Regions from separate parts of the Homo sapiens genome. Here region 2 is linked to region 1. Evidence: read pairs that join two places in POLR2A ChIA-PET (ENCODE). Cell type or tissue: OCI-LY7. All regions are shown on one strand.

The links. ChIA-PET counts read pairs that join two places held together with the same protein. Peaks named below come from ENCODE experiments on the same cell type or tissue, not always from the same donor. Only the 100,000 strongest peaks of a DNase experiment are listed, where the experiment ranks them.
Region 2: POLR2A ChIA-PET joins it to region 1 with 7 read pairs; 2 of 35 experiments call an interaction of 5 or more read pairs at or near these places.

Annotation. Positions count from the first base shown.
Region 1 is chr9:20,372,274-20,374,773 of GRCh38, forward strand. The region is part of intron 5 of MLLT3 (MLLT3 super elongation complex subunit); the gene reads right to left. Among named protein-coding and RNA genes, the nearest start is that of MIR4473, 38 kb to the right of the region's middle. In OCI-LY7, no CTCF peak of the experiment used is centred here; a DNase peak (open chromatin) is centred at 1,178; H3K27ac peaks cover 2,133 bases.
Region 2 is chr9:20,601,673-20,604,172 of GRCh38, forward strand. The region is part of intron 2 of MLLT3 (MLLT3 super elongation complex subunit); the gene reads right to left. Among named protein-coding and RNA genes, the nearest start is that of MLLT3, 20 kb to the right of the region's middle. In OCI-LY7, no CTCF peak of the experiment used is centred here; no DNase peak of the experiment used is centred here.

The sequences.
Region 1 (2,500 bases):
GGTTTGAAAGAATTGAGTCCAATTCTAAAAGATCTACTGCACTATCAAACAACCTCACATGCTACAGATAAATCTTTTGCAAAAGTCAGTCAGTCCATGCAGCAAACTGCATTGTCTTATTTTCTTTCTTTCTTTTCTCTTTTAGACGGAGTCTCACTCTGTCACAAAGGCTGGAGTGCAGTGGCACCATCTCGGCTCACTGCAAGTTCGTTCACGCCATTCTCCTGCCTCAGCCTCCTGAGTAGCTGGGACTACAGGCACCCGCCACCACGCCCGGCTAATTTTTTTTTTTTTTTTTTTTTTTTTTTGTATTTTTAGTAGAGACGGGGTTTCACTGTGTTAGCCAGGATGGTCTCGATCTCCTGACCTCGTGATCCACCCGCCTTGGCCTCCCAAAGTGCTGGGATTACAGGCATGAGCCACCACGCCTGGCCTGCATTGTCTTATTTTCAAAAATTGCCACAGCCACTCATATCTTCAGCACTCCAATCGATAAGTAGTCATCAGCATCTGGGCGAGAACTTCTACCAGCAAAAAGACTATGACTAGCTGAAGGCCAAGAAAATTGTAAGCATTTCTGGCAACAAGGTATATTTTAATAAGGTAATATATACTGTCACACTTAATAGATTACCATATAGCATAAATATAACTTTTATATGCACTGGGAAACCAAAAACTTCACATGCCTAATTTTATTGTGCTATTTGCTTTATTACAATTGTCTGGAACCTAACCTGCAGTGTCTCGAAGGTATGCCTACATATGCTGAAGTATCTTAATTCTACTGCTTGATAGTATATTTTGGTGAAGATTGCTTAAACATTAGTTTGCTCATAGAGTGAGGGCACTGAACCTCATACAGAAGTGATTACCTTAAATTGATATAATAAAGTAAAAACACCTAGCACACTGCTGTTCTAATGGCAGCTAATCAACATTTGATTGCTACTATCATTTACAATAGGTCACATACTCCTCTACTGCCTAATACAAGATATATCTTTACTACCAAAACAATGGGCCTACCAGGATTTGCAATACAATCTTCAACATTAAATGGCTATGCAAAATCATTTTGTAATGGATTTTCTACAGAGTATTACTTTTGTCCAAGACAAGTAAGAAAAACCACATGTTTACAACTAGAAGTGTTTCAAAAGCGAGCACCTGTCAAGGTAGATCACAGGGGAGGCCTGCATAAGCTGGCACTGATCCTGTACTAAGAGCATACTTCCTCTTTAGGTAACAGATGTCAAAAGTAGTTCTGTCTTTTCTAATTGGCAACTATATTTATGAACAGAATTTTGGTGACTTGATCTTTAAAGCAATCAAAATAAAAATAGTGAAAAGGGAAAGAGTACAGTATAACTAGTTAAACAGAAATGATTTCAGACACATTGCTACACTTTTCATAAAATGTAACCTCATTAGTTACATTACGAAAATGTAACTTTTCATAAAATGTAAACCTCACCTAGAAAAAGAACACCTAGAGCCTGCTATAAAGATTATCTCTTCTTTCACAAATATCCAGAAAGACTGTGGATGAATACTAATGAAAGAAGAAAACACAAATATAGGACACTTTATTTACTTCTCTGTTCAATTTTCATTATGCCTGACTGAAGTATTAGGTTCTTCTCACAGTTTTGGTCCTTCTTTCATTAAAAAAAAAAATCACCTTACACATTATATAGCTTTTCTTTTTGCTTAACATAAAAAAAAAAACCACTTAAAAGTCCACCTCATTTAGTTTCTCCTCTGTAGGAAACTGAAAATAATCCACTCAATTTTTAAATGTACATTTAAAAAAATAACATAACAAGCTAGGTGCAGCGGCACATGCCTGTAATCCCAGCACTTTGGGAGGCCAAGGCAGGAAGATTGTTTGAAGCCAGGAGTTCAAGACCAGCCTGGGCAACACAGTGAGATCCCCATCTCTACAAAAAATAAAAATATTAGCCAGGCTTGGTGAAGTGTCCCTGTAGTCCCAACTACTTGGGAGGCTGAGGCAGGAGGATCCCCTGAGCCCAGGAGTTTGAGGCTGCAGTGAGCTACGGCTATGCCACTGCACTCCAGTTTGGGTGACAAGACAAGTCTCTGTCTCAAAATAAAATACATAACATCCATGCCAAACAATTGTGGAAAAATGCTTTCCATTAGATGAGTGAAATCTATGTTACCAATTCCCATTAATGGGTAAAATATTGAGATAGCTATGCCAATAAAAGGTAAGGCCAAATTTAAACAAAGAAGTATTGAAAAGTGATAAAACAATATTCTACTTATGTTAACCTAACAATCTATGCACTAGCGAATTATTAAAAGCCAGAATCAAGAGAAATTTTATTATCATTTGGTTTTACATTAGTAACTGCTTCAAAAACATGCTAAAAGAACAAAACTTTGTTATATAAAAAGATATATAAAAATGAGATTGAACAAACATCAGTAACTCTAACCTCATAATGTATTTTTGTGTAGCTCTATCATATTC
Region 2 (2,500 bases), 230 kb after region 1:
ATCCTCAATAATGTAGCTTCAATAAAAACTTCCTAAACCCTTTCTTTTTTTGTTCCTTTGAGAAAATGAAGCAATTTGCATTTACAGCTTAGTTCCTGTTTCCAAAATATCCCTTTAACTTTTTCTTTTCTCTTTTTATGGTGGGTATAAATAGCACCAAATTGTCAAATCACAGCTATTTTGTGTGCTACCTATACAAATAGGTCTGATTTCTGGCCAGTCATAAAACAATTACTGCTGAATTCCTCTGGCTCTTTGATATCCAGCTTGTCCACCGGGCTTCAAAGCTAGACTCCAGGACTTTTCTTGGGGCACTGCTGAAAAACAACCTCAACAGAAACACAGAAGATAAAATGTTCCCACTCCTATAAACACACAAAGATATAATCCCAGAAGTAAAACAATTCAGCAGCACTGTGGTGGGTTCTTCCCCCTCACGATAATTTAAGAGTACAAGTATTTTAAATTATTTTTTAGCGATATGAATCAATGAGAACTTCTTCCCGCTAACTCGTATGGCTATTTTCTCCATTTTCAAGCCTCCAAAAATTAAGAATTACTTTGCTTTCAGAGAAATTTTCTGATTTACTAAAATAACTTATCCCATGGGAACTTACTGGGATGGAATGAAAGTTCAGCTTCTTAAGCACATAAATAACTATACAGCATAGTATTTATTCAATGTAGCAAAACTCATTCAAGCTAGAAGCTTTCAATAAGGTTAAATGTGGTCAGAATTTCAATAAAGGAATTGTATGTATGGGCAAATTATATGTTTTGACTATAAATTAACAGAACTTTACTCTCACATGGCTTATAAAAAAATCTACATTTGTATATGGGATATGTGGGATGGGCACATAGACACACAAACACCTAACCCATATAGTACACGCATGTGCTCAGGAGTGACAGTCAAACTATTTCCTGTTATCCCACTGCAAAAGCAATACATTTATTACAAGGAAGTAAATGTTAAGTCCTCATAGAGACACTTAGAATTTGGCATCTTGGAGGAGTGGCAAATGTAACATGATTATCAAATCTCCTACTGCCAGGCTCTTGTAACAATGTTTTATTAAGTTTGATACACACACACACACACACACACACACACACACACACAGCATATGCACACATATATTTATTTATCTCCACCTAAAAAGAGAAAGACATGTCACTTTTTAATTCCTCCTGCCAATGGCATCATGCCAAATCAATTTTTCCTTAACCCAGTATTTTTGGCAGCTTTATCATAATATGCCATAATTCCACAAATTCAGTAGTTGGCTAACATGTGGCTCTGAATTAAAAGTAGATATGATATAGTCTCCCTCTATATATGAAAGATCATTTTTAGATATATACATAAAATAAAGACTACCTTTGCACCTAAAATCTGCCTCTAATTTCTCCTTCTCACTTTCTCTTTACCATTAGCAAGAATCAAGCACTTTTGAAACATTAATCCAGATCTGATTTTGGCAGTCTTCTATAATCTTATCCAAGAAACCACTTGGACATATTTATCCAAAGACATATAGCCACATTGTTTTTCAAAATCTATATAATAAGCCAACTCTTATAAGTATATAGGTTAGCCTTCTATTTATAACCAGAAAACTTAGAGCCACCTGTTTCAGCTCTGATCTCAAGAACACCACTTTTACCTCTTAGGTCAAATCTGGCACCCGCAACTTAGTACTAAATTTCCTCAAAATAATGTGATTATGTAATCTCTCAAATTTCATTATGTTTTTTCCTCTGAATTTTGTTAACTAAGGCCAAATGCATTAACATACAACAAAATTCTCAATGTGAGTGATAAAAATGCATTAAAAGTAACCCTTAATCTATGCTATTAACTGATTTTATTCTATTTTGGCACGTTTGAAGTAACTCATCTAAGGATTAGTTAGGCTTTTCTACACTTCTTTTTATCAGGACTCTACCATTCTTGATTTAGTTTTGAGAGAAAAGGGTTTGCAAAAACTATAATAATCTCACAGCTGGAGATGGCTGGAAAGTCCGTTAGTACTCATTGTGCCCTTAATTTGCAGGAAGCCTTTGTGCTCTTCTACTCCTCGTTTTACATGCTGAGCAGTTTTCACTGATAAAGTACTTATAGACCAGTTATTTTAGATTAATGAAAAGCCCACTAAAATTTTATGTACAGTGGCTGTGAACTTTCTCTTTAAAATACTGAAATTTATCTTGAGAGTCTTGATTACATGAAAATCTTAACCCTGGTAATTTGCCTCAATAGTTTTCATGTGAATAGGCAAAGGCAGTCTTAAAATTGTTTAAGAAGTATTATTTTCAAACACAGAAGGTATCCAAAATTTCAGGCTATGAATTCAGATTGAATGGCTGAAGCCTCAGGGCAAACACACTGATTTAATCACGTAGCAGTGGGTTTCAAAATCTTGCCCTCTTAAGACTTAACAATAAAGTATTTCCCTGCCCTTTAAATCTATAGCAATAACGCAAACACATTATA